Linked DNA regions of Homo sapiens: regions 2, 3, 4, 5, 6 and 7 are each linked to region 1. Evidence: chromatin contacts called from ENCODE Hi-C or POLR2A ChIA-PET data. All regions are on one chromosome and are shown on one strand. Each heading gives the region's core, a stretch centred on a gene start or an enhancer-like site at or near the end of the contact. The rest is flanking DNA. Distances are from core to core; before and after follow the strand shown.

Region 1 (2,769 bases), core at 134-2,633:
AAGCACTTACTGTGTGCCGGGCCTTGTGCAAAGCACTAAACATGAATTATCTCCTGGAACCATCCAAACAATCCTGGCACAAAAGTCCTATGACTACCATTCCACAGATGGGACACTGAGGATGGGAGCAAATGTGTGGGGGAGCTCAGGGCTGTCATGTCACAGCCCACAGTCAGGCAGTCTCTGGGCCAGATGGAGAATATTGAAGAACAATTATAATACATAAGAGCTGCTACTTAGTGAGAGATGGCGCTGGACTAGAAATACAATCTCAGCAAATCCTTACAACCCTTTGAGAGTGATCTTGTTATTATCCCATTTTGTAAATGAGGAACCTGAGGTAGTAGGAAGGGAAGTCAACTGGACCAGTTCTGAATCTGGCCCTCGGGGGTGACCAATACTACGGCCAGAGCCCCACCCTCAGAGGGTCTCTGGGCCACTAGGAAAACGCTGAATAAATGGTACCATTTACTGAGCGTTATATGCCAGCTGCTGTGCTAAGCACTTTACACATGGTATTCTCACTGCATCCTGAAAACAACTCGACGAAGTGGTTGCTATTTAAATCCCCATTTTATAGATAGGGAAACCAAGGCACAGAGAGGTGAAGCCAGTTGCCCAAAGTCACACAGCTGGTAAATGTTCAAATTTGAACCTGGGGTCTCTCTGCCTTCCAAACCAACGCTCTTAACAAAATAATCTCGGTTAACAGCAGCTAGCCTGCATTGGGTGCTAACTAAGGACTCACCTCTTTACATGCACACGCTCAACTAATCCTCACCCTATGCAATCGATAACATCTTCACCTCATTTTTCGGAGAGCTAACAATAACCCAAATACGTAGTAAGTGCCTCCTATGTGCCAAATGTTTTATTATATTATCTCAACAGAGTCTCCGCCAAGATGCTCTCCTACTCCGTTTTACTGCAGGGGAAATTGAGGTTCGGCGCGGTTTTCCCAGATCGCGGCTCCCGAGTGGCACAGCCGGGACGCGAATCCACCGCTCCCCGCCTCCAAGCTCTTCACCACAGCGCCGGGGTGCACGCCTGGAAAGTTGAGCCATGCGGGCACGAGTCCGGCTGGGTCCGGAGGGCGCGAGTCCCGGCGCCGCCGCCCCCCACGGCCAGTACCCACACCCGGCCGTCCGCCCGCGCTGACCCTCGGGGTCCGGGCAGCCACCGATTCCCCGCCACCCTTGCGCGAGGCCGATCCTGCACCCGGAGCCACGTACCTGGACGCCCCGGCTGCCCGCCTCGCGGGCCCCACGATCGCGGCGTCCAGCTCCGCGCCGCTCGCTGGAGACGCCGCCAGCTCCGGTGGCCCGAGTGACTTCCAGGCTGCCCACTTCCAAGCCGCTTCGCGCGAGTCCTCCTGGGAACTGTAGTTTCGCCCTAGCCGGCCGCGAACTCAAAAAGAGAATGGCGCGCGGGGGCTGCCGGGAGCCGTAGGCGCACCGCCGCGCTGCCTCCTAGGAACGGTAGTCCGCTGGTCGCCTTCGTGCAGCTCCAGTCTGTAGAGCACTTCCGCAGCCCCGAGGGGCGTGAGGGAGGGAGGTGTGTCTCCTGCAGACTACAGCTCGAGAGCCGCGCTCTTCGCCCCGCCGGGGCGGTTTCTCCTTTCTCCTGGCCCCGTCTACCTCCTCCCTTCATTCGGCGGAACCTCTCCCTCACTCTCTGCCAGGCTCGAGTCACTTACCCCTAGGACGCTAGCCCGGGGGAAACGGGGGAAGCGGAGCAGTGCGCTAGACCCCCAGCGGAGGGGGCGGTGGAGGAGGGCGTAGATGCACGCCCGCGCACGCGCGGTCGTCGGCAGACCCCGGCCTAAATTGCCGCGGGACCCCGCGGAGAGGATTTTTTTTTTTTTTCTTTCGAGAGCGCGCGCGCGTTCTCGCGCCGGGCGCGCGCCCATGCGCACGCGCGTTCAGACCCCTGGCCTCGGGAAGTCCGCCGGCTGCGGGGTTGGGGGCCAACCGTTCTGTGGGCGGAGTCCTCTCGCAACATCCGCCAGGTAGCTTCTTAGTTGCTGCCCCTAGCTCTAGGAGCTCCTGAGTGCACACGCCGTACCCGTCCCTTGTCGGGAATCCTGTCGCAGGTAACAGGCGCAGCCAATGCTTTGAGATAGAGACGCCCTGCCTTCCCTGCCACGTGCAGGAGGCCCGAGGGTGAGGGGCCCCAGGTGTAGTCGCCTGTCCCCGGCGTAGGCGGCTCCAGAGCTCTGCCTTCGACGGGAGCCACAAGACCCAGGGGCTGCCTAGGGGCCTTGTTATCTTGCATTCTTTTGTTGATCGCACATTCCTGAGGGTAACTAGTGTTTGTAGAGTACCTACACCTTGGGAAATTTTGTCCAAATTTAATCCACCTGGTGACATAACCAAGCAGCGGAATACCCCGCAACACACACTCCTTTTTTAAGGTATATTGCCACTCCTCCATAAGAGTTACCGAGGGAATTGACTGGAATTGCAAGGTCCTCTGGTGGAGAAGCCGGAGTCAATACCCTTTCCGCCTCAGCCTGCCTTCTAGGAAGATGTTCACTAACACTTGAAGCTGGGAAGCATATGTTTCTTCCTGGGAGAGCACATTTTTCCACTCATTCAACAAAAATGGATTAACCACCTATTCCATGTCAGGTTGGGTGATTATGGAGACACAAGAGAAATCCAGACAGACTGGACTCCTACCTTCAGGGAGTTTTCAGTCCAGTAGGGATATCAGGCCACCACCAGACTACAACAATGTAGAGCAATACTAGCTAAGAGAAATATACCC
Region 2 (2,700 bases), core at 1-2,500, 690 kb after region 1:
GACCAACACGGAGAAACCCCGTCTCTACTGAAAATACAAAATTAGCAGGGCGTGGTGACACACGCCTGTAATCCCAGCTACTAGGAAGGCTGAGGCAGGAGAATTGCTTGAACCGGGGAGGCGGAGGTTGCGGTGAGCCGAGATTGCGCCATTGCACTCCAGCCTGGGCAACAACAGCGAAACTCCGCCTTAAAACAAAACAAAACAAAAACAGAGAAGTGTAGGCTGTCATGAGCATTCTTGGTATCAGAGGGGTGAGGTCTCTCCTCTCGAGAATCTGTCCTGACCTCACAGGGAGAGCTGGAGTCACAAAGACAGTCACAAGCACCCCCTACCCAATGCTGCAGTCACCCAGCCACCATGGGGACCCACATAGACCTCCACAGGCACGCCTCACCCAAACAATAACACTATATATGGTCACACAATCATTGTCCCACATCTACCTTGAGGATAAGTTACACTAGCATATTTACAGACCCCTCAAACATAGCACCATTCAGAACCAGAGTGCTACAGATAGTCACAATACCACACGCACTACTGAGCCACACAAAGTTACAGTTCCCCCCTCCCCAGGACCCCTATTGAGCACTACACACAATCACACATTCAAAATAACACAATGACCACTAGGACACACATATCACCCCGGCACGATTACACGCACTTTCCAACCGCAGACACAGTGCTACATAAAGTTACATGGTCACACTCTCACATTCTCACGTTACTGGGTTATTTCTGGGTAGTAGATTTACTCAGTAAGGCATCCAGTACACTTAAGTGCTGCTAACAGTCATACAAACACAATTACACACACCCCTCAGACTAACACACAGTCACAGCCTCATCAGATTCTCTCCACACAAACACCCTCCACAAATGTCACGCAAAGTTACACAGCCACACACAATCACAGTCCCAACACGGGACACAGTCATACCTACACATACAGCCTTACATTGTTACAATTACACAACTACAACGAGGATATACAATCACACCCGCGCACACAGAGAGGCACAGTCACATAAGGTCACACTCACACACGGAAGCCCACGCCTCGCGCCCGCCTCCCCACCACCCCCTCTATCAGCCCGACCAACTCATACATGCCCGACACACTCATACATGCCCAACACTCCAGACCAGCCTGGTCAGTCCCTTCAAACTCCCATGCACGTACCTGCGGGCCCCAGCCGAGCCTGCAAGACCCAGGCCGCTCACCGCGCACTTCCCCTACCCTTGAGGCGGAGGGTCCAGCAGGCAAATGAAGGGGCTGCCCTGGACTCGCGGGGGCCTCTGGGAAATACAGTCCGGAGTAGGACCGCGCCGAGAAGATGGCGCCTGTTTTTTCGGGTTCTTGCAGCTGCACAGCTCGGGGACATCCCTGCTCCGCACTCCGAACCGCTACCCCGCGTCTCCGTGATCCAGACACAGGCTCAGAGTGAAACTGCCGTAGGACGCTGGCCCTGCACGCTGAAGACAATCTTCCTCCATGGTACCGGCCAACCCCAGGGAGTTCCCTGAGAAACAGGAAAAGGTCGCCAGCTTCGGGCCAGATGTTGACTAGAGCCGCAAGGATTTTTGGGAACTGTAGTCTAGAGCAGGAAGGGGTGAGGCGCTGGGGCAAGTGGAAGGAGGTCGCTTAAATGACTTCCTGCCCCAAGCCGACTCAGTGCAGAACGCACCCAGGACCCCGGACTGTACTAGGCGTTATAACGCTCTCTGAGAATGCTAGACTGACTAAATCGTCATTTTTGCCTTCATCCGTGGATAAGCCACATACTGTATGACTGCATTTATAGGAAATATTTAAAATAGTCAAATCTACGGAAAAGGAGTAAGTTAGAGTTTTTTAGGACTAGCAGGATTAGGGGGAACTGTGAGTGATTGGTAATAGCTAAAGGGTTCATTTTTGGGGTAATGCAAAGCTTCTTGAATTAGATAATGATGTTTGCACAACTCTGAATACACTAAAAGTGACTGAATGGTACACCATAAACGAGCTAATGTTATAGTTTGTAAATTATATTTGTGTGCATGTTTTTTAAAAATCAACTTTACTGAAGAATAATTTAGATACAATAAAATGCACTCATTTTAAGTGAACTGTTCGGTAAGCTTCAACGCATGTCTAAACCCTTGTCACCACCATCGTAATCAGGATATAGAATATTTTTTAAAATTAAAAAATTTTTAAGCATTTTAGTTAAATTTTTGTGGGTACATAGTAGTTGTATATGGGGTACATGAGATGTTTTGATACAGGCATGCAATGCGTAAGAATCATATCATGTAAAATAGGGTGTCTATCCCCTCAAGCATTTATCCTTAGTGTTACTGGATATAGAATTTTTTTTTTTTTTTTTTTGAGTTGGAGTCTAGCTGTCACCCAGGCTGGACTGCAGTGGCGAGATCTCGGCTCACTGCAAGTTCCGCCTCCCGGGTTCAAGCGATTCTCCTGCCTCAGCCTTCCGAGTAGCTGGTATTACAGGTGCCCGCCACCATGCCTGGCTAATTTTTGTATTTTTAGTAGAGACAGGGTTCGAGCTCACAGGCTGGTCTCGAACTCCCGACCTCGAACTTCTGACTTCGTGATCCGCTCGCCTCGGCCTCCCAAAGTGCTGAGATTACAAGCGTGAGCCACCGCGCCCGGCGGATATAGAATATTTTTATTCACCGCCCTCTGCCCCC
Region 3 (2,700 bases), core at 1-2,500, 570 kb after region 1:
AAAATTCAGGTCAGACTATGTTTGGAGCCGAAAAGACCAAAGGGATTGTGACCAACTCAGCATTCCACTGGAGGTTATATGATTAAACGGTAAACTGTTTATCATGAATGCAGGATGTGAGCAAACGCACACTGCCACCAAAAGATGTGCTGAGAGCCATCACTGCCTGGCGCCTGGCTCCTTGAAGTGATCTACCAGGAAATCTAGCGCCTATTGTTGGAAGGATGCAGTCTTGCAATTGCGAACCAAACGGCCAACTGACAATTACCTGACAATCACCACCCCCTAACTTGTTATCTGTTTTACCAATAAATACGGGAGGGTTGTGTAAAGCTCAGGGCCCTTGTCCACTAGAGACAAAGTGCCCCCGACCCCTTCTTCCAAATATACTTTTTTGTTTCTTGTCTTTTATTCCTTTTGTTCAGTCCACCAGGTCCGTGCAGGTTACAAGTGGCGCCCTGAACAGCGACAGAATCGGACGCTCTACAAGACTATATCAAAATCCTCCTTGTTCTATGGACTAGGAATGACTAGGGCTAGGAATGACTTTGCCCAATACCAACAAGGCAGCCTCCAGGACAAGAAAAGGTAATGGGACCCATTCTGTTGACAGCCAAGATAGAATTACAGTTAATTCTCACCTCTTTTTTGGCTCTCAGGAGCCCTGTGGCCATTTTCCTGGTCTCCTGAGTGCTCTTCCTGGAGAAGGGCAAAGTCTCAGAAGACAGATCTGGGGATGTGAAGAGAAATAAGAGTGGCCTAGGTGGAAACACCCTCCCCACGAAGTGAAGCGCAGTCCGCTCCAGAGCCCCACAGTTGGGGTCTGGGATGTCACAGAAATCACCAGAGCAGCCAATTCCCATCCAGTGGGGGGCCAGGATGACCCAGCCACCCTCAAGCTCAGCCGCAAGCTCGGGACAGGGAGTGAAGCCCTTGTCCCCAAGCAACGGAGTGAGGGTTTATCTCTAACCCTGTGGGCTCGAATGAAAGGAAAATGGCCTGGAGGTGCCCAAAGGAGAGCGCCCTAGTTCTGAGATAGCTCTGCGGCTCCCAGCCGGCGTCCCCGTAACACAGGGACACGCAGAGGGGCATGCTGACTGCCTATAGGGCACTCACGGAACGCGGGTGCACGCTGCGGATCCTGAAGCCGAAAGTCAGGTAACAAGGTGCAGAGGTGTGGGAAAGACCTTAAGAGGGAGGCCTTCCCGGGTCCCAACCAGCTTAACGCGCCTGGGCCACCGACCGGAAGTGTTTCTGACGTCAACGCTACACACTGAAGGGTAGGGAGGGGAGCGGAAGTGACCGCAGAGGCCTCTGGGGATTGTAGTTTCGGAGCTACAGAGGCGGAGAAGTCGGCTTTGCCCACCACACAGGGTGACTGACATCTGCACAGCGCACACAACCAAGTTTACGAACCCACTCTTAAGATGCCCAAGTGACGTTGACAAGTTTCTCTGTAAACCAATGAGATCTGCTGACCGCGAAGGCATCGCGGGACTGCCGAAGGATTCTGCAAAATGTGGTCCCGGTGCTCTGCGGGTGGCCAGTGTGCGCTGACCTTCAAGGTGCGGGTGAGCTGAGCTCACTACGCAAGTCTCCGCCCTGATGCGCCCTTCCCTGAGCAGGTGCCAGGTCGGGACAGACGCGGCTCAGGGAGAGACGATGCTCTGCGGGAACCACCAGTTTGGAGGCGACACCGGCCCTTTGTCCCCTAGAGTAGGAGGGTGTACCAGGACAGGGAACCCCAAGGCTATTTTCGCGGAGAGCAGGATTGGTTTGGGGCAAACTCCCGGAATGCAGATGGGGGAGACTGGTCGCGTGTCCCTAGGATTTTAGGGGATGCAGACTGAACTTGGGGTGAACAGCAAAAGATCCCCTGGTGGTGGTGGGGATCCGAAGCTTGATCAGGAAATTCCCGAGGTTTTTATTGGAGGCTGGGGTACAGGTGCGGCTTGGAGGAAACTTCCGGAGGGTGGGGTGGAGGTGGGGCGGTGTTGGAAAGGAGGCATAAGTCTGACCGTTTTGTTCAACAGGGGTGTTTTCTTTTTGCATTGATTTTATTTTTAAAGATATTACATTAAAATATTGTTTATCTTGATTACTGAGTTTTTTTGGTGACCCTTTAAATTCTGTATCCACAGTCCCCAGCATTTACAGAAGTGAGGGCCTGGCTTCTAGGGCATCAAGCAGCCAGAAAGTCCCTTAGGACAATTGTTGAATTGTCAGTGAGTCATCTTTTCCTTTCCTGACTTCCTTAATATCCACAATTTCCTCGTAACCATCCCTCCAAAGCCACACCCACAAGGCACCTCCAAGACCTATCATGAAGCAGATATTCAAAGATTATTTGTAAATCTTCACACCCTACCCCCTCCAGAATGTCTTCCAACATCCCTTTGCCTGGAGAAGTAAAAAACAAGGTTTGCATGTTGGGTATCAGCCTCTCCCATTGAGAGGGTGTTTAGGAAGGAGGATCAGCCGAGAGCCCTATTCCAGCCCAGGTAAATGACCCGGCCAAAGATTTAATATCTATAAATGTAGAATGCTTGTCACAGAACTCAGTGGGAACCACAGTCAGGCATGGGGCTGGGATTTAAGAAGCACAAATGAAAAGCAGGGACTAGAAAACTTAAGAAAGATATGGTAGGGGTGGGGGTGGGGGTACAGTGAGGATGTGGGATCCTGAGATAATCCAAATCA
Region 4 (2,863 bases), core at 163-2,662, 930 kb after region 1:
CTCAAAAAAAAAAAAAAAAAATTGGTAAGCAAAAAGGCTATTGCATATGATCATGGAGGGGACAATGCAGAAATCAGTGAGACTGAAAAAGCTAATTCTGTTGTTCAATTTCCCTGCCAAATCACTGAGGCATGTTCTCTGTCAACACTGTTGTGAGCATGAATAAAATCCAGGGAAGTGGAAATTCTAGATCAGATGAGACAATGTTTGCAAAATAGACAGCCCTAGGCTGCTTTAGGAAAATGCTACATAAATGCAGTTTCCTCCCCTCTTCCCCTTTGTCCAAATCATGAATGTAAATATTTTAGATAAATTTCTGAAATAGGACACTGTCCTGAAAACCAGTAAGTCCTTTCCAAGAAAATGTCAAATGCAACTTACCTCCGCCATCACTTCAGACGCACAGCAGTTCTCTCCTCTTCTGGGTTCTTAAAGAAAGATGTGGAAAAACGTTAAGAAGCCATCCTGAATCCCTCCCTGAACCCCTTGGGAGGCCAAACTCCTGCCCCACCCCAGGCACTGAAAGGGAGACCAAAGAAGCTGCAACGCCACCGCTCTCTGTCATCCTCACAAAGAAATGCAGGTGACCTTAGGAGCCCAGAGAGAAGTCCTGGGAGAGCCCCCCAGACCGTAGCCCTCTTCCTCCATAACAGCCTAACTTGGGAAACTTTCAGGCCTAGCGTCTTACACTGAGCCCAAAAGTCTGTGGCGCCAAGACACAGCTTAAATGGACCCACCTGTCAGGGTCTCAAACTGCTGTCCTTTAGGCTGGGGGCACCTTTATGGGTCTAGATCCCTGGTGGCTACTGGGTGAAAGAACAGAGAAGTGGATATAGCAGGGACTTCCCAGCCCCAAACTCTAGAACCATTTCCACCCTCAACACACACCAGAGATAGACCCGATGGAGGGAAGGCCATTCACAGAGATTCACTACCTACTGACTAGTCTCAGTTGGGGTTTGCGTAGACGGCCAGGACCCATCCACAGGGCAGACCCCGCCCAGCGTATCCCCAGAATGTACAGCGAGGGTGTCCCGCCCCCTCCCAGGCCTCCCAAAGATGGGGTCGATGACCCGGCACACGCTCACACTTACATGCACAGCCACACAGAATACCGTGCAGACAGGACTCCCACCACAGCCCCGCAGGCACAGCGGGCACAGATCGCCAAGCACCTGTCGCTGGGCCCACAATCCAGGTCCGGGGAGAACTGCCCGGACTTTTAGTCCAGACAAGAGGACGCAGGGCCGCGATACCCTAGACCTCCTAACATTCCCAGACCGCTCCAGCGCCAGCCTCACACCACACCCACTCCCTGCCTGCGCGCGGCCCGACACTGCCCTCTGCCGAGCTGGGGGCCAGTGGCCCTGACACCCTTCTCCCATCCCGACTGCACCGCCCCGACACTCTCTTCCTTCCCCATCGCACAGCCCTGACCTCCCCTAGCGGTGAAGCGTGGGCATGCAGCCCGCACATCTCCGAGAGCCACCTGTCTTTTAAACTCCAGACGACCCCAGCTCCTCGCCGGGACGCCTCACCGCCCCCTTCGGCGTCCTAGCACTCAGGTCTGAACGAGTCCATCCCAACCCAGCGAGCTCCGCAGCCCGGGACGTTCCAGCCCTTTGCTTTCCAACACCCGCCAAGGAAAGGTGACTAGCCTTCTTCGGCCGGAAAAGGTTGGCCGCGGGGCCCCCTGGGAAATGTAGTCCAGAGGTGGGTGCGCCACCCGGGGCCTGGACCGCACCACGGTCACTGGCGCTCACAGTCATGTCCAGTTCCCCGCCTCCAGTGAAGCCGAGGCCAGACTGCCCAGCTGCACCCGAGCACCCTCCCAGGAACTGGGCAAACACACAGGCCCAGGCAGCAATAGTTGGCCGCTGACGGCTAGAAAAAGGCTGTGGGGCCGTGGAGGCTTCAGAAAAATGTAGCCGCAAACCCGGGAAGGGGCGGCCGGGCCCGCCGCCAGGGCTTCCAGAGTCCGCGAAGTTAACCCGGCTGCAGCCGCCCTCGCCCCAAACGGAGGGTCAGGGAGTGGGGTTTGTGTGTGTGCCCAAAGGCCTCTCACAAGTGCTGTAAAAAGCCAGGGAGCGGACCACCCAGGGTACCCTCCACAGGGAGCCGCGCTCTGGGGTGGATCAGGAGAGGGCGACTCCCGGCCACGCCACGAATTAGGAGTCGGCCCGGACCTGGGGCTTCACTGACCTGGGCCACAATCCCGATAAAGCCGGGTGGCTAAGTTTGGGCTGGGAATTCATGCCCCAGTCCAGGTCTTCTGGCATCTCAACATTTAAGTCACTAATTTCTGCTCGGGCCGGGCCACAGGCTGGCCTGGAGGGTGTCTGGGAAACGACCTGTCCTAGAGGTTTGGGGATGTGGCCTAGGAGAGACTGAAGGGGCGCAGTCACAGGCTCAGGATGCCGAAGGGACTGGAGAAGGATGAGGGATAGTTGGGTCTGCAGCGGAAATAACGGAAAACCAATATAGTGGGCTGCAACGTCATTATTTGAGGATTAAGTTGCAGAAGGATATTTAATGACAGAAGTATGTTCGAGAAATACTTTAGGACCTGGAAAAGTGCCACTAAAATAAACCAATTTTAGTAGCACTTTTGTGTTACTAAAAGTGCTACTAAAATAAAAGCACTTTTGTGTTACTAAAAGTGCTACTAAAATAAACCAATTTTTTAAAATAAATACTGTATTTAAAAATGTTATAGGCTGGGCACGGTGGCTCACACCTGTAATCCCAGCACTTTGGGAGGCCAAGGCGGGCGGATCACGAGGTCAAGAGATCAAGACCATCCTGGCCAACATGGTGAAACCCTGTCTCTACTAAAAATACAAAATTTACCTGGGTGTGGTGG
Region 5 (2,700 bases), core at 154-2,653, 600 kb before region 1:
AGCACTTTGGGAGGCCGAGGCGGCAGATCACGAGGTCGAGAGATCGAGACCATCCTGGCCAACATGGTGAAACCCCGTCTCTACTAAAAAATACAAAAAATTAGCTGGGTGTGGCGGCGCCCGTGCCTGTGGTCCCAGCTACTCAGGAGGCTGAGGCAGGAGAATCGCTTGAAACCAGAAAGCAGAGGTTGCAGTGAGCCGAGACCGTGCCACTGCACTCCAGCCTGGGCAGCAAGATCGAAACTCTGTCTCAAAAATAAATAAATAAATAAAATAAAAAATAAAAATAAAATAAAATGAAATAAAATAAAATTACAACTGGCTCCACACTCCCAATCCCCTCTACCTGGCTCTATTGTTTTCTTCTTCCCATAACACTGATCACCTTCTAACACTAAACGATTTAGTTATTTATGATGCTAATTGCCTGAATCCAACATAGGAGTAGTTGCAGGAGAGCAGGGGTCATTTGTCATCTTCACTGCTGTACCCCAGCATCTAGAACAGTGTCTGGCACATAGTAGAAGCTCAATAAACATCAGATAAGGGGAGGACGGATTGAGTGCATGAACAGGTGTCCTAGGTGAGTCTGGTCTGCAGAACTGGTGTCTGCAGGTGGGGCGGGCATAAGCGGGGGGTATTTCTCCGTACCCAGGTGGGCAATGAACTCCTGAGAAATGTCCATCCAGCGCAGCAGCTGCTGCAGGAAGCCAAAGGCAAACCGCTTTTCAATGGAAGACGAGTCCAGTTCCATGTCCTTAAGGCCTCTGCATGGAGATGTGGAGAGAAGGATCAGCCCAGACGCCGGCCCTACAGTTTCCCACCCTTCTCAGGTCCGCCTCTGCTCCTGCTGGCCCCGTCTCTATCAGCTTTGGCTTCACCCCAGGTTGGGGCTCCACTCTGAGTCCCCCATGCCCCACCCCACTTAGCCTTCTCCCCTCTCTGGCCCCACCTCTGTTCCCCAGGGCCGGCCCCTCTCAGCCTCCTCCCCTTTGGCCCCACCTCTGTTCCCCGGGCCCTGCCCTTCTCAGCCCTTCTCTCCTCTTTGGTCCCGCCTCCACTCACCAGTCCCCGCCCCTCTGTACCTCCCCACCCCTCTCTGGCCCCGCCTGTGCTCCCCAGCCCCCGCCCCTCTCAGCCTCTTCCTCTTTGGCCCTACCTCTGTTCCCCGGGCCCCACCCTTTTCAGCCTTCTCTCCTCTTTGGTCCCGCCTCCAATCACCGGTCCCCGCCCCTCTCAGTCTCCTCCACTCTCTGGCCCCGCCTCTGCTCCCTGGGCCCCGCCCTTCTCTTCCTCCTCTCCTCTCTGGTCCCGCCTGTGCTTAAGCCCCGCCCATTTCGAACTCCTCCCCATCTGGCCCCGCCTCTGTGTCCAGGCCCCACTCCCTTAGCTCCTCCCCTCTGGTTCCATCTTTGCTCCTCAGGCCCCGTTCCTCTCGGCTCCACCCCTCTCTGGCCCCGCCCCTTCCAGCCTTTGCCGGGTGTGTTCTGCCTGCTGCTCTTCCGCGGGAGCCCCAACCCGCGTGCCTTGTAACCGCGTAGCCATTCATCTGCAGGAATTTCAGTAGCTCCTGGGCCTTCTCTCGATCTCGTGCCTTCTCCTTGGCCGTGAGCGTGTCGTAGGGGACCAGCAGGGGGTGGGTCCCACCGCCTGGGGAGGCAAAGACCAGAAATCAGGGCTCTGGGGAAGACCCGGGCCACTCTCACTGAAGTGGTTCCTGCAGTGCCCGGCATGCGTAATTATGGTGATAAAGAAGATACGAATAACGGAAACATTGCTTGCTGGTGCTCATCTCATTACCCCATGGTGGTAAACGCTGTTATTATTCCCATCTACAGATGGAGAAACCGAGTTTCAGGGGCATGAAGGCAATCAGCAAAACCACACGGTGAATCCACGGGGGTAGCGTGGGGGCGGCATGGGCGCCCTCACCTTTGGCTTCCAGCTCCTGCTTCTTCTTCCGTCCCCACGTGTTGTGGTAATTTTCTGCCAGTTGTTCTGCCATGGCCTGGGAGTGGATGCAGAGTCAAGGGCTAGATTCAGAGGATGCCAGCCCCCCCAAAGACACCCTATGTCCCCCCAAAAGGATCAGGGCTCTCACCTGCAGCTCCCGGGACAGGGTAACAGCACTAAGGTCGGGGGGCTGAGGGTTGTAGCCTTCTCGAGGATCATAGGTCTGAGAGGACAAGGGGAAGATGGGAGGTGGGCTGATGGGCTAGCAGGAAGCCCAGGCCAGCCCCTCCCCAGGCCCCACTAGTCCATTCTACCCCCTCCACCCTCCCCTGGCTCAAGACCCCTTGTCCTTTCCTTAAGGCCCTGTCTCTAAACCACCCCATCCTTCTCTCCTCTGCCCTTTGCAGTTCTTCAGACCCCTGCCCTCTCCTTTCCCAGATCTCAGGTTTCTGCACCCCTCTTGCCCCACCTACCTCCCTGGGCCCCTCTCCTCTCCATCCCTTCCCTGTCTGGCCATGCCCCTTGTTCTAGACCCTCCCCCCATCGTGCCCCTGCCCTCCACCCAGGCCCCGCCTTCACCTGGGCACTTTGTGATATCTTCCGCGTTTTTTTCTTTTCCGTCTTCTCCTCCTCACCCTCCCTGGCCTTCTCTATCGTCCATTCCCAGGCAATCATGGCCTTCAGGGACTCCTTGATGGGCCAGCGGTAAATCTCTTTGTCCTGGGGTGGACAGGAGGGTGGGGAGTT
Region 6 (2,700 bases), core at 134-2,633, 650 kb before region 1:
GTGGCGCAATCACAGCTCAACCCAGCCTCAAGACATCCCCTCTCGTCCCCATCCCCACCCCCGGGCTCAAGTACCCAGCATCCAGAGCAGCTGGGACTACAGGCACACACCGCTACACCTGGCTAATTTTAATTTTAATTTTTTTTTGTAGAGATAAGGTCTCCCTATGTTGCCAAGGCTGGTCTCAAACTCCTGGGCTCAAGGGATCCTCCCACCTCAGCTGAAACTTGCTTTTTTTTCTTTTTCTTTCTCTTTTTTTTTTTTTTTTTTTTTGAGACGGAGTTTCGCTCTTGTCGCCCAGGCTGGAGTGCAGTGGCATGATCTCAGCTCACTGCAACCTCCACCTCCCAGGGTCAAGTGATTCTCCTGCCTCAGCCTCCTGAGCAGCTGGGATTACAGGTGCCCGCCACCACACCTGGCTAATTTTTTGTATTTTTAGTGAGATAGGGTTTCATCATGTTGGCCAGGCTGGTCTCGAACTCCTGTCCTCAGGTGATCCACCCGCCTCGGCCTCCCAAAGTGCAGGGGTGACAGGTGTGTGCCACCGCGCCCAGCCATAACACTCTTTATCTGTTATCCTGCTAATGGAAATGTAGGTTGCTTCCAGATTTGTATTTTGTTTTTGTTTTTTTTTTCTGAGACAGGGTCTCACTCTTTCACCCAGGCTGGAGTGGTGCAGTGGCACGATCTCAGCTCATTGCAGCCTCCACCTCCCAGGGTCAAATGAGTCTCGTGCTTCAGCCTCCTGAGTAGCTAGGACTACAGGTGCATGCCACTGTGCCTGGTGAATTTTTGTATTTTTTTGTAGACGGGGTTTTGCCATGTTGCCCAGGCTTGTCCCAAACTCCTGAACTCAGGTGATTTGCCCTCCTCCGCCTCCCAAAGTGTTGGGATTACAAGCATAAATCACCAAGTTCACCCACAGATTTCTTTCAGACAACACTTTTCTTGAACATTCTTGTGCTGATTGCCCATGCATTTTTGCAAGAGGTTCTCTAGAGCAGCATAAAATGTTCTTGACCGCACTCACTCAACCATAAGAATACATTTTACAATGTGACTCAAAAAAAAAAAAAAAGGTTTCATGACATAATTCTGACCTTTGCTGTGTAGCACACTCTGCAGTGTTCTATTTTATTTCTAAAGATGCTGGTCACGAGTTACGCATTGCTAAATTAATTTCATTACCTCCAGACGGGTAGCAACATGCAGTGTGAGAAATGTTGCTCTGGGGTATGAACAGAAGCAAAATTTTCTGGCTCTCAAAAGTGCTTTGTAAAAACCCCAGAACTTTGCAAAATGCTTTCTAAATGAGTAACATGCTTTGCAAATCATGAAGGGCTCTAGAAACCACAGAGCATGGAGACATAATCACACCGGAACCCCTCACCTTCTGCCCTCACCTCGTCTGCTTGCCTACCCCTCTATCATGAGCAGTGTGACACTGTCTGTCTCAAAAATCCACCTCTGGCCAGGTGTGGTGGCTCATGCCTGTAATCCCAGGACTTTGGGAGGCCGAGGCGGGTGGATCACCTGAGGTCAGGAGTTCGAGACCAGCCTGGACAACATGGTGAAACCCCGTCTCTACTAAAAATACAAAAATTAGTTAGGCATGATGGTGCGTGCCTGTAATCCCAGCTACTTGAGAGGCTGAAGCAGGAGAATGGCTTGAACCTGGGAGGCGGATGTTGCAGTGAGCCAAGATTGTGCCATTGCACCTAGCCTGGGCAATAAGAGCGAGACCCTGTCTCAAAAAAAAAAAAAAAAAAAAAAAGAAGCCCACCTCTCCACAGGCGCCTGGGACACTATCACCTCCATTCACTCCTAGACTTTGCTCTTGTGATTTGCTGATCTCTCTGTGTCATCATTCATTGCCCATCCCTTTATTTATTTATTTACTTACTTACTTATTGAGACGGAGTCTTGCTCTGTCTTGCCCAGGCTAGAGTGCAGTGGCACGATCTTGGCTCACTGCAGCCTCCGCCTCCTGGGTTCAAGTGATTCTCCTGTCTCAGCCTCCTGAGTAGCTGGGACTACAGGCGTGTGCCACCACACTGGCTAATTCTGTATTTTTAGTAGAGACAGGGTTTCGCCATGTTGGCCAGGCTGGCCTTGAACTCCTGACCTCAGGTGATCTGCCTGCCTGGGCCTCCCAAAGTGCTAGGATTACAGGTGTGAGCCACCACACCTGGACTATTTTTTTAAAAAATTATTTTTATTTTTTGAGACAGAGTCTTGCTCTGTCACCCAGGCTGGAGTGCAGTGGCGTGATCTTGGCTCACTGAAACCTCTGCCTCCAGGGTTCAAGCGATTCTCCTGCCTCAGTCTTCTGAGTAGCTGAGATTACAGGCATGTGCTACCACGCCAAGCTAATTTTTGTATTTTTAGTAGAGATGGGGTTTCGCCATGTTGGCCAGGCTGGTCTTGAACTCCTGATCTCAAGTGATCTGCCCGCCTTGGCCTCCCAAAGTGTTAGGATTACAGGCATGAGCCAGGCCTTTTTATTTTTCATTTTTGTGGGTACATAGTAGTTGTATTTATTTATGGGGTAGATGAACTATTTTGATATAGGCATGCAATACGTACTCACATCAGGGTTAATGCGTTATCCATTCCCTCTGGCATTTATCCTTTCTTTGTGTTACAGTCTACTTATAGTCTTTTAGTTGTTTTACTTTATTATTAATTTTTTGAGACAAA
Region 7 (2,700 bases), core at 133-2,632, 710 kb before region 1:
CTCAGACCTGTCGATACCCTTGAGCAACTTGCCCACGTTGGCTCTCATCTGCTCAAACATCGCCATGACTTCTGTCGCCTTCCACAACCAGGGCTGGAGGCTAACACTGACCCGGCACGGCGTCCTCAAGGACGGGAACAGGAAGAGGTGGTGGAAACGGAAACGACGTCGTTGTTGTCGCTCCAGCTCCTTGGGTGCGGTAAAGGGAAAGGCTCTAGCAGCAGCCGCCACGCTTTCCGGCTGCCACGTGACTTCTTCCTCGCAGGCGCAATTGGCGCGTGCGCATTCGCGCCACTCAAGCTGGACAGACAGCGTGAGAAAAATCTTACTGGATCCCAGTGCGCAGGCGCCTCTCGTGGCGAGGGGGCGGGGCTAAGCTTTTCCCGGGCCTCACAGACCCAGTTCCAGTGCCGGTAGCGCGGGAGCGTGCGCGCGCGAACTCACCGGGAAGCACCCGGAGCTCTGGCGGCGTGCGCGCGCGTTGTATTGCGCGCGGCCATGAGGCCACGGAGCTCTGCGGGAATGCACGCAGCAGCCTTACGTTTAGGCCATGGCCAAGTTCCGAGGGAGGTGTTCTGAGGTCCCTCTTGCCACAGGCCTGGGCGCCTGGTGCAGGATCCTGAGCTCTCCAGTTTCAAGTCTCAGCCCTTGGTCCCCAGCTCCAGGAGGAGGGTCCCACAAAGCTACTGTGCTCTGCCGGGCAGGGGCTGGGGTGAGGGCTCCTGGACTTCGCCGGATCGCGCCCCGTCTCCATTAGGTTCCGGTCTTGGAGCTGAGGGCGAGCGTCCCATTTGTACTGCCATGAATTATATATTATGTATAGGTTTTGTACACTGCAGGCCTACAAAATGCAGTTATGTGCCATGCATGTGGAGGTATATGTCCTGGGTACATCCACGTGTGTACTGTGCACACAGGTATCCAGGCAGATGCACGTCTACACGCCTGCGCAGTGCAGAGGAGGTAACCCAAGTGCATGTATGTGACAGGTGAACAGGCATGTACACTGCATAGCCATCCCTTTGCAGACCTGCCGCCTTCGGGTTGTGGCCAAACCTTCAAGCACCCAGCAGAGGTTTAGACACTACCTAGGAGACGGGGGCGGGGGTTCTAAGGCACCCCCCTCCAACCCAGTTACGATTAAGATCATTTGCATCACATTTACATCCAGCCCTGGGCCTTGGAGGTTGAGGGTGGTCCCTTGGGTCCCAAGACAAGCTGCCCCTCAGAGGCTCTCAGAGCCCAGGGGACGGGGGGGTGGAGCCCGTTGCACAGTCGTGCAGTGCAGCTGGGGCAGGAAGCGAGAGTGAGGAGGGGGGAGGCCACAGCCCGCGGAGGCAAGGCGGGTGCAGGGCTTCTGGGGACGGAGGGAGGTGCCAGAAGTTGAGCCCTGAGGCCCTGCTGGCCCCTGGGCGCAGGCCCAGCTCAGGCCCCCAGGGATGGACGTCGTGGACCCTGACATTTTCAATAGAGACCCCCGGGACCACTATGACCTGCTACAGCGGCTGGGTGGCGGCACGTATGGGGAAGTCTTTAAGGTGAGGAAGCCCCTCTGTCCCCAACACCCTACAACCAGTGACCTTTAAGGCAAGCCCTCGGCAGGGAGGAGGCTGCAAGAGGGGGTCCCAGTTCTTGACCTTGACTCAGGGATGCTGTGGAGGGACTCTGGCAAATGGAGCCTGCCTGACTGCCAACTTCCCCTTTGCAAGGCTCGAGACAAGGTGTCAGGGGACCTGGTGGCACTGAAGATGGTGAAGATGGAGCCTGGTGAGGAGGGAACATGGAGCTCCTTCCCCACATCCCCACCTTCGCCTCCTGGGACACTGGGATCACCTCCCCTGTAGCTCTCTCCCCATGCGAGCTGCCTTTTCTCTCCCGCCCTCCTCACAGATGATGATGTCTCCACCCTTCAGAAGGAAATCCTCATATTGAAAACTTGCCGGCACGCCAACATCGTGGCCTACCATGGGAGTTATCTCTGGTGATGAACCTCAGACCCACCCTGGCACCCAGCCCAGCCCCTAACCCGGAGTCCCCATTTCTTGATGGGGGTACCCTCAGTTCTTTTTTTTTCTTTTCTTTTTCTTTTTTGAGATGGAGTCTTGTTCTGTTGCCAGGCTGGAGTGCAGTGGCATGATCTCAGCTCACTGCAACCTCTGCCTCCTGGGTTCAAGCAATTCTCTGCCTCAGACTCCCGAGTAGCTGGGATTACAGGCGCTCACCACCCTGCCCGGCAAATTTTTGTATTTTTAGTAGAGATGGGGTTTCACCATCTTGGCCAGGCTGGTCTTGAACTCCTGACCTTGTGATCCACTCGCCTCGGCCTCCGAAAGTGCTGGGATTACAGGTGTGATCCACCGCGCCTGGTCTTGGCACCCTCAGTTCTAACCTTGAACTTCCATTTCTCACCATAACCCGACCTCCCATCCTGGACCCCCATTTTTGACTGGGCTAACCCTACCATGATCCTCACTCCTAAGTCCCACTTTTCTGACCAGAGCAGCCTCTAATCTAATCTCCAATCTAAAATTCCCATTTCTGACCAAGAGTACCCCAAATTGATCTCTTCATAGTAACTGAATTTGAAATCAACTCCCTTGAAACGAAGCTCTCACCATTCTGCTCTTTGGCTCACCCAGTTTCACTCTCTGCTCCTTTAATATAAACTCCTAAATTCCCTGATCCCCAAATTAATATTCC

What was found. A loop is a pair of places that touch in the nucleus more often than their neighbours do. ChIA-PET counts read pairs that join two places held with the same protein, here RNA polymerase II (POLR2A). Pooled maps may share reads with other maps.
Region 2: a loop to region 1 is called in a map of naive thymus-derived CD4-positive, alpha-beta T cell, with 8 times the contacts of the local background. The contact joins the promoter of ZNF383 here to the promoter of SIPA1L3 in region 1. A Hi-C loop is called at or near these places in 2 of 168 maps with a recorded cell type or tissue (both naive thymus-derived CD4-positive, alpha-beta T cell) and 6 of 50 pooled maps. POLR2A ChIA-PET finds 5 or more read pairs at or near these places in 1 of 52 experiments (activated CD4-positive, alpha-beta T cell).
Region 3: a map of CD8-positive, alpha-beta T cell shows a loop between it and region 1 (13-fold over the local background). The contact joins the promoter of ZNF875 here to the promoter of SIPA1L3 in region 1. A Hi-C loop is called at or near these places in 4 of 168 maps with a recorded cell type or tissue (CD4-positive, alpha-beta T cell, CD8-positive, alpha-beta T cell and gastrocnemius medialis) and 5 of 50 pooled maps.
Region 4: a loop to region 1 is called in a pooled map, with 14 times the contacts of the local background. The contact joins the enhancer-like site here to the promoter of SIPA1L3 in region 1. A Hi-C loop is called at or near these places in 1 of 168 maps with a recorded cell type or tissue (CD4-positive, alpha-beta memory T cell), 1 of 37 single-sample maps with no recorded cell type and 8 of 50 pooled maps.
Region 5: a loop to region 1 is called in a pooled map, with 2.4 times the contacts of the local background. The contact joins the enhancer-like site here to the promoter of SIPA1L3 in region 1. A Hi-C loop is called at or near these places in 1 of 37 single-sample maps with no recorded cell type and 6 of 50 pooled maps. POLR2A ChIA-PET finds 5 or more read pairs at or near these places in 2 of 52 experiments (WTC11 and activated CD4-positive, alpha-beta T cell).
Region 6: a pooled map shows a loop between it and region 1 (4-fold over the local background). The contact joins the enhancer-like site here to the promoter of SIPA1L3 in region 1. A Hi-C loop is called at or near these places in 4 of 37 single-sample maps with no recorded cell type and 4 of 50 pooled maps.
Region 7: a map of CD8-positive, alpha-beta T cell shows a loop between it and region 1 (15-fold over the local background). The contact joins the promoter of MAP4K1 here to the promoter of SIPA1L3 in region 1. A Hi-C loop is called at or near these places in 3 of 168 maps with a recorded cell type or tissue (B cell, CD4-positive, alpha-beta T cell and CD8-positive, alpha-beta T cell), 1 of 37 single-sample maps with no recorded cell type and 13 of 50 pooled maps. POLR2A ChIA-PET finds 5 or more read pairs at or near these places in 2 of 52 experiments (HEK293 and HEK293T).

The regions. Positions count from the first base shown.
Region 1 is chr19:37,905,822-37,908,590 of GRCh38, reverse strand. SIPA1L3 (signal induced proliferation associated 1 like 3) reads right to left here and starts at 1,383. Exons shown (of 22, transcript NM_015073.3): 1 at 1,233-1,383. It overlaps WDR87 (WD repeat domain 87), which reads left to right and starts at 1,997. Exons shown (of 6, transcript NM_001291088.2): 1 at 1,997-2,092. RefSeq lists an enhancer at 672-731 and a silencer at 1,032-1,271.
Region 2 is chr19:37,216,764-37,219,463 of GRCh38, reverse strand. ZNF383 (zinc finger protein 383) reads right to left here and starts at 1,250. Exons shown (of 6, transcript NM_001387601.1): 1 at 1,190-1,250. RefSeq lists an enhancer at 1,135-1,624.
Region 3 is chr19:37,333,199-37,335,898 of GRCh38, reverse strand. It overlaps ZNF875 (zinc finger protein 875), which reads right to left and starts at 1,250. Exons shown (of 5, transcript NM_001353803.2): 1 at 1,117-1,250; 2 at 642-730. The coding sequence starts at 674. RefSeq lists enhancers at 1,086-1,185, 359-1,300, 1,396-1,505, 1,301-2,243.
Region 4 is chr19:36,971,985-36,974,847 of GRCh38, reverse strand. It overlaps a transcript of ZNF568 not described here. Among named protein-coding and RNA genes, the nearest start is that of ZNF568, 57 kb to the right of the region's middle. Within about 2 kb of position 1,412, at least 32 of the 41 ENCODE cell types and tissues checked have a DNase peak (open chromatin) inside an H3K27ac peak, as active enhancers do.
Region 5 is chr19:38,505,779-38,508,478 of GRCh38, reverse strand. RYR1 (ryanodine receptor 1) reads right to left here. Exons shown (of 106, transcript NM_000540.3): 54 at 2,533-2,673; 55 at 2,102-2,176; 56 at 1,933-2,008; 57 at 1,527-1,650; 58 at 652-767. Among named protein-coding and RNA genes, the nearest start is that of RYR1, 73 kb to the right of the region's middle. RefSeq lists a silencer at 1,049-1,178 and an enhancer at 2,090-2,700. Within about 2 kb of position 1,403, at least 2 of the 41 ENCODE cell types and tissues checked have a DNase peak (open chromatin) inside an H3K27ac peak, as active enhancers do.
Region 6 is chr19:38,558,303-38,561,002 of GRCh38, reverse strand. All of the region lies in intron 89 of RYR1 (ryanodine receptor 1), which reads right to left. Among named protein-coding and RNA genes, the nearest start is that of MAP4K1-AS1, 37 kb to the left of the region's middle. Within about 2 kb of position 1,383, at least 3 of the 41 ENCODE cell types and tissues checked have a DNase peak (open chromatin) inside an H3K27ac peak, as active enhancers do.
Region 7 is chr19:38,616,635-38,619,334 of GRCh38, reverse strand. It overlaps MAP4K1 (mitogen-activated protein kinase kinase kinase kinase 1), which reads left to right and starts at 1,382. Exons shown (of 31, transcript NM_001042600.3): 1 at 1,382-1,538; 2 at 1,710-1,767; 3 at 1,891-1,981. The coding sequence starts at 1,440. It overlaps EIF3K (eukaryotic translation initiation factor 3 subunit K), which reads right to left and starts at 147. Exons shown (of 8, transcript NM_013234.4): 1 at 8-147. The coding sequence starts at 66. RefSeq lists an enhancer at 809-858.